Linked DNA regions of Mus musculus: regions 1 and 3 are each linked to region 2. Evidence: chromatin loops called from intact Hi-C (ENCODE). Cell type or tissue: left cerebral cortex. All regions are shown on one strand.

Region 1 (2,500 bases), 73 kb after region 2:
CAAGTCAGCAATGCACCTCATAACTTTGTGTTGACCTTTTAGCTATATCAACAGCCTGTGGCTACAAGAAATAAGTACATAATCTGGAGTCATCTTAGAATCTCTTTGATCTACAACCTGTGGCATTAGCTCATCATGAAAGGTCGATAACTTGCCAGTTTCATTTTGTAATTGTTGAAGTAAACTCAAAAAAGCATGTCCTATATTGTCCCTATCGTCATCATTGCTGACAAAATGGTCAATTACACTGTCCAGGTGCACTCCCAAGCCATCTTATCACATTCAACCACAGGCTCCTTTCATCTCGATGTCATTGTGTACTATGGATTGCTGGCAACTCATTTTCTATTGCCAAACACCCTAGCACTACCCACAAGACAAAAACATTACCAGGCTAATGTAGAAATCTCAGCTTTGTGTAACTGTCTTCAGAGATCTCTCTGTCAGTAACATTCTATGCAAGCCAAGGACCTATCAGGAGACGGAAGCCATACAGGTATTTGAAAGGTGAAATTAAGCCCAAGCGATTATAAGCTATTCTTCCATAAGGGAATAAAGGGCATTTAACGGATGCCATAAGGTCTGTGATAGATGTCAACAGAACAATCACATTCAGAGGCAGAGGAATCTATCCAGAGCTGGGTGATCTTATTGGAGAACATGTGTTCTGCACTCTGCTGGAAGGTGAGCTTGTTCACTGAGTTCCCCAAGATCATGGTTGATCCACAGTCACCACACTGAACCTTGCAGACCTGAAAGTGGAGTGAAAATTCCAAAAACTAAGTAGCCTTTCCAGATAGAGATAGCCAGGCTAACAAGCAGCAGTTTTTCTTCTGAGGGGTCACAAGCTGAGCTTGGTCCCAACCTGTCAAGATAACCTATGATTGACAAGCTGGAAACCTATTGTGATTTAGGCAAAGTCTGTGGGCCTGGGACCCTGGGACCCTGGGACCCTGGGACCCTGGGACCCTGGGACCCTGGGACCCTGGGACCCTGGGACCCTGGGACCCTGGGACCCTGGGACCCTGGGACCCTGGGACCCTGGGACCCTGGGACCCTGGGACCCTGGGACCCTGGGACCCTACTCCAGGGTTACTGCAGCAGAGCAGTATGAAATTGTCTACATTGGGGCCGGCCACCAAAACTTAACTGTCTCGAGAATCAGTTGTCGTCCTGCTAAATGAAGTGTTTCCTGCAAAATGGGAGCAAGAGGCAACACACTAGAACCCAGAAGAAAACTAAGCCATGGCTTGGTGTGTTCCATCACCGCCCTCTACTGGGAAAGCTAAACATTGCAATAGCTCGCAATGGGGACCCAGTTAAGTTTCTTGTGCTCCATTATCACAAAGTAAATAATTAAAGAAAGATTTGGCGTTAGGAAGCAGTAGAGTGATACAGTAACACCAAATACTCATGGCATTTTATACAATATTTATTTCTAAGCCAGTTGTCTTATATATTCATCCAACCGTTAACACCATTGAAAATATTGTTTCAAGTACGTTTGCTCATTCACCATCCCACAGCCTGCAAATAGAACTGAAATTCACATAGGATATTTACATGCAACATGAATTCCAACTACTGAACTTACTGTGTTCATCTAAGGCACAGGAGTGTTAAAAGAAATGAAGAATTTGTTAATACTTTCAGGTATGTGATCTCTAGTCTTCTGATGGAGGATGGAAGAGAGACCTTGGGACTCTTTTTTAAAAGATTTGTTTGTTTGTTTGTTTGTTTGTTGTATATGAGTACACTGTAGCTGTCTTCAGACACACCAGAGGAGGGCATCATATCCCATTACAGATGGTTATGAGCCACCATGTGGTTTCTGAGAATTGAACTCATGACCTTTGAAAGAGAAGCCAGTGCTCCTGAGCCATCTTTCCAGCCTCTGCTCCCTCCCTGCGACCTCATGACACGTAAGAAACCAAAATTCTGGAGATGGCTGTTTCAGGTTTCCAACCCCCCCTCCACTAACTTATTTATCTATTCTGTTACTCAATGATTTGAGTGTGTCCCCTTAGGTCCTCCTTGTTACTTGGCTTCTTTGGATCTGTGGACTGTAACACGATTATCCTATTCTTTATGGCTAATATCCACTTATAGGTGAGTACATATCATGTTTGATTTTTCTGGATCTGGGTTACCTCAGAATGATATTTTCTAGTTCCATCCATTTGCCTCCAGATTTTGTGATGCCATTGTTTTTATGGCTAAGAAATACTCCATTGTGTAAATGTTCCACATTTTCTTTATCCATTCTTCCGTTGAGGGAAATCTAGGTTGTTTCCAGTTTCTGGAAATTATGAATAAAGTTACAATGGACCTATTTGAGCATGTATCCTTGTGGTGTGGTGGAGCATCATTTGGTATATGTCCAAGAGTGGTATAGCTGGGTGTTGAGGTAGAACTATTCCCAGTTTTCTGAGAAACCACTAAATTGATTTCCAGCACAATTCCTCAAGTTTTCACTCCCACTAGCAATGGAGGAGTGTTT
Region 2 (2,500 bases):
GCAAGCGAATCAGCAGCTCCCTTCCATGGCCTCAGCATCAGCCCTTGCTTCAAGGTTCCTGCCCTGCCTGAGTTCCTGTCCTGGTTTCCTTCCATTGATGATGAAGCGTGAGGCAAAGTGTAAGCCGAATAAACTCTTTTTCTCCACAGCTTGCTTTTTGGTCATAGTGTTTTGTCACAGAGTAGAAACCCTGACTAGGACAGCGTGAGACACTGGTAATTGAGAGAAAGAATTGAACACATGACCTGTCTCAAAAGCAGAGTTCTGGGATCTGTTGGCTTGAGTGCGGAGTATAGGATCTGTGGGATCTGTTGGCTTGGGTGTGGGGTATGAGATGCATCAAAGTCAGGTCAGCATCAGCGCCTTCTACAGAGCATCTGGAAGCTCACCCAGTTGCCATCTACTGAGCTAGGGAAGACTTCAAGGGCTGGTTCCAAGGTAAGAAATGGAGCCTTTCTTTATGGACGGGTTAAGTTTAGGTTCCCTGGGAGAATCTAAGCATCGCCTCAGTGTGTGGACTTTAGGGGACGAGGACACAGTGAGTTACAAGCTGGGGTGTCATCAGAGATCTCATTTAGAGTCCTCATAGATACCCCCTGTAAAGAGAAATCATCCCCATTAGTCAGGTCAGAATTCAGACGGAGATGCCAGACTTAAGGGAGACGCCAGTCTTAAGGGAGATGCCAGACTTAAGGGAGATGCCAGTTGTGGCAACGGCCACTCAATGCTTGGCAGCAGTGAAGTCATCAGTTACTCAGAGTGAAGTGCAGACCAGGAAAGGTTAAGTGAATGTTAATGAAATGCATTGATTAAGACTGTCGAACTAGAAAAAGGCTGCTCTGCTGTTTCCTGCAGGGCCTTCCTGGATCCGAATACTACTCCAAGGTGGGGCATCACCAACGGCTGGTGAAGCAGTGTGTCCAGGGACATGTACAGAGCTGTCCACACCAACACATAACACACAATGATGCCATGTCTAAAATAGAGATGGCAATAGTGTTAGAGAATCTAGACACCAGGAGTTAAGGTCTCTGTTCTGATCAAAACATGATGGCATTACCAGTAGGCATTGTATTTGCCTCTTCTGACTCCATATCAGTGATGTGGCCATTTCTATCCTATTGAAAGCAAGCAGAGAAGACCCTTTGTATCACCCTCACCACGTGTCAGGCAGGTACTCGATATTTAGTATTTGATCTCAGAGCAGCTAAATGAGTGGCATGAATTCAGATTATAAAACAATATTTGAAGGATTATATGACCTATCAAAAGTGCTGAAGCTAGTACCGGTTGTAGTTGCAGGGTTCCTATTTCCCAAAGTTCACACCCACCCAGCTTTTACAGCAAAGGGCAAAAAAGAAATTGAGGTCCTGAGCATCCTTCAGGTTCAAGTCTCAGCATCCCTGGCCTGCAGTTCCAGATATGGCCAGCAGAGGGAGCCGTGCACCGGGCTTCTGGGGCTTACTGCCCGAAGCCATATTGAATGAGCAATGTCTGCTGTGCGGACTCTGTGAGATCTAAATGTCTCCTTGGCAGGAAATTCGCAAGGAGCAGGACGGGGTTGTGCAAACAGCCTTACAATGTCCGTTTGTGTGTGAGCACATGGCTTCTCCCACTTCGCCCACAATGCTCTGTTTTGGGGGAGGATAATGGGCCTCTGTGGACCCCTCCGCCTTGTCATGCAAAGGGAGTGACCTGTGTTTGTCATAAATGGGCTCTTGTATGATTAATAGCTCTGTGAATGAGCCCAACGCAGCCGTTCAGCGCCCGCCTTCCCCTGGCGGTGGTCTGCGTCGGCTTTCTTCCCACCGCGAAAGCAGCTCCTGCAGATTTTAACTGAAAGGAAAAGGACTTGCTCCCCCTGTGGCTGCAGTCCTACAGATGCAAAGCAGGGGGCACACACAACTAGAGTTTGCTTTGGGGATGAACAGGGGTCCAAAGACAACCTTGGACCCTTGACCAACATTCTCTTATGTGTGTCAAAACTGAAAGGGAACACTTTGTTTTTTATGGACAAGGAAAACCCAAGAATCTAGAGTAGAATGGCACCCCCCTCCCTCCTCCCCGTAGGCTCCAAAACTCGAAGTATTTCCAGAAAGTGATTACCCTTTGTTTTAGGATGTTTGTTTGTTTGCTTGCTTGTTTGATCTGACCTCCCCTGACTCCGCTACCCTCACAGAGCTTGGTTTTTGGTGGTGGCGGCGGTAATGTGCGTGTGCGTGCGTGCGTGCGTGCGTGCGTGCGTGTGTGCGTGTGTGCGTGCGTGCGTGCGTGTGTGTGTGTGTGTGTGTGTGTGTGTGTGTGTGTGTGTGTGTGTGTGTGTGTGCATGTGCGCGTGCGTAACCTGGCTGTCCTGAAACTCACTCTGTAAACCAGACTAACGTCCAACTCAGAGATCCTCCTGCCTCTGTTTCCCCAGTGCTGCGATAAAAGGCCTGGCTTTTCCCACTCTTTCTTAACAGTGACTGTTGGGTTTGTTTGTAATGAATGCCATTGCCTT
Region 3 (2,500 bases), 89 kb after region 2:
CCAATAGTTCCTTCACTGACCCATGACCATATCTCCTTGTTAGGTTTAGCCCTGGGTAATCTTTTGAAGATATTGAAAGTAAGATATTTTCCCCATGCCATTAACTTATGGCTTGCGCTTTATTTTTTTATTTCTGTCTTCTACTTTTTCTTTGTCTTGGTCTTGTTTTCCTAGATCTTTGAGTTGTATCATTAGATTATTTATTTAATATATTTTTTATTTTTATTATAAGAATTCATAAGTACATACATTCTTCTTTAAATTTGTCCTAGTTGTAGCCCAAATATTCAGAAAAGTCGTGTTTGCGTTTTTATTTGATTCCAGGAATTGTTTCATTTCCTCCCTGATTTTTTTCTATGATACCTTTGTCATTCAAGGGTGTACTGTGTAGTCTCTAAGGGTTTGTGTAGCTTCTCTTCCTATTGATTTATAACTCCACTCTGGCATCTGACCTGTTACATCCTTTCATTTCTTTTGCATTTGTTCAGGCTTACATTGTGACCCAGAATGGCATCTATTTTAAAGAAGTTTCCAGAGACAGCTCAAAAGGAATGCAGTTCTGCTTTGTGGATATCTGTCTCTTAGGTCTGTTTGGTTTATGGTGTAATGTAACTGTAAGCTTTCTTCACAGCTTTTTCATTTGGAGGGTGTCTTAGTCAGGGTTTCTATTCCTGGACAAAATATCATGACCAAGAAGCAAGTTGGAGAGGAAAGGGTTTATTCAGCTTACACTTCCATACTGCTGTTCATCACCAAGGAAGTCAGGACTGGAACTCAAGCAGGAAGCAGGAGCTGATGCAGAGGCCATGGAGAGATGTTACTTACTACTGGCTTGCTTCCCCTGGCTTGTTCAGCCTGCTCTCTTATAGACCAGCCCAGAGATGGTCCCACCCACAAGGGGACCTCCCCCCTTGATGACTAATTTAGAAAATGCCCCACAGCTGGATCTCGTGGAGGCATTTCCCCAACTGAAGCTCCTTTCTCAGTGATAACTCCAGCTTGTCAAGTTGACACCCAAAACCAGCTAGTACAGAGGGCCTATCTAAAGATGAACAATGAAGCCACTCACTGTTATTGTTTCAGGATCTACCAAACAACAGGGTATGAATGTATGAAGGATAAATAAGGAAAACCATATTTTCAAAATATCAAGAAGTCAAAATTGTATCAAAATTGTAATAAAACGGGAATGGGGTTGGCAAGAACAGAGTAGGGAATGAAGTGTTGGGGCAGTTACTTTCTGGATCATCAAAAACTGCACATTCTCTGAGTCTGTTGGACTTGTAGGACCTTGTCTTCCTTATTGTTACTGCTTGACTCCATATTGGACAAGTGTCCAATGTGGGCCAGAGCTGTAGTCACTTAAGACATTGCTTTTTGCATGCCACTGCCCTCTGCTGGCCACGCTTGGTATTGCTGTTTATGGGCTAAGCCGTTTCTCCCTCCTGCAATTAGCGTTGATATGCTTGCTGTTCTCAGAGGTATCAACCACAGGCCTTAGAAGTGTGGAAAGCAGCCACAGCACTGAAACATGAGCAGGCAATCACCCTGCCGGGAGGGCACAATTTTGAGTATTGAGCAAACTGTGCTCACTTAGAGTTTGGGGGCTATCTCACAGTGAATAGAAGATCGTTATCCTGGGAGATGGAGCCACCAGCTGCCCTATGGCTCAACACTATCATATGCCACTGAGGGCAGAATTACCTTCTCCTGTGAACTTCACTGCCTGAGGGGACCCTGCTGTCAGCTTCACTTCACAGCTGGTCAGCATCTGGTCCTCTTACTCTCCACAGCTGCCTCCCAGGTATGGCCTGGAGCTGGGCAGACTAAACCCATGCTCCCTGACTGATGGTTGCTTTCCATTCTTAGGCTCCCAAGGTAACTCAGTTTCAAACACTAGGTTCTCTCTTAAGATGAAGGCTCCTGCCTTCTGAAGCATTGAGTGACCAAAACGGATCCTGTCCACTGTGACTTGTTTTATAGAGAAATTATTGTCTCACCAAAACTAACAAGGCAAGCTGAATGTCAGGTACAACATAGCTTACAAGCTCCAGAGGCCAAAACAATTCATATTGTTGTCATTGCTCTCTGCCACCATCAGAACCAGATGGTAAAACCTGATTGCAAAAAAACAAAACAAAACAAAACAAAACAAAACAAAACAAAACAAAACAAAACAAAACAAAAAAACATTATACACCTTGGATCCAGGACAGAGAGAAAGCTAGCTGAAACTGAACTCGAAGCACCTCCCTGACAGCTAGATCCCAGAGTTCCAGAAGTTGCTATGGAGGCAGGTAGAGGAGCAGTAGGACTTATGCTCTCTACTTCCAAATCTTAAAAAGCTGCAGGAGTCAGGATGGTCTCCAGGCATTGGACTAGTTTGAAGGGAGACAGAGTAGAATTCAGATATGGAATTAAAAAGGCACTACATTTTCTGGTGATTTTTAAATTAATTTATTCTTTGACCATTTCACATGTGCGTGAGCGCACACACAGA

What was found. A loop is a pair of places that touch in the nucleus more often than their neighbours do. Peaks named below come from ENCODE experiments on the same cell type or tissue, not always from the same donor. Only the 100,000 strongest peaks of a DNase experiment are listed, where the experiment ranks them.
Region 1: it touches region 2 in a loop (9-fold over the local background); 31 of 42 quality-filtered maps call a loop at or near these places.
Region 3: a loop joins it to region 2, with 4 times the contacts of the local background. A loop is called at or near these places in 14 of 42 quality-filtered maps.

What each region holds. Positions count from the first base shown.
Region 1 is chr12:12,395,155-12,397,654 of GRCm38, forward strand. No RefSeq gene overlaps it. Among named protein-coding and RNA genes, the nearest start is that of 4921511I17Rik, 3.9 kb to the left of the region's middle. In left cerebral cortex, a CTCF peak has its summit at 1,288 (motif pointing left); a DNase peak (open chromatin) is centred at 1,279.
Region 2 is chr12:12,322,280-12,324,779 of GRCm38, forward strand. All of the region lies in intron 2 of Cyria (CYFIP related Rac1 interactor A), which reads left to right. Among named protein-coding and RNA genes, the nearest start is that of Gm34407, 34 kb to the left of the region's middle. In left cerebral cortex, CTCF peaks have their summits at 1,425 (motif pointing right) and 1,645; a DNase peak (open chromatin) is centred at 1,447; H3K4me3 peaks cover 390 bases; H3K27ac peaks cover 942 bases.
Region 3 is chr12:12,411,495-12,413,994 of GRCm38, forward strand. No RefSeq gene overlaps it. Among named protein-coding and RNA genes, the nearest start is that of Gm34489, 8.3 kb to the right of the region's middle. In left cerebral cortex, a CTCF peak has its summit at 1,399 (motif pointing left); a DNase peak (open chromatin) is centred at 1,407.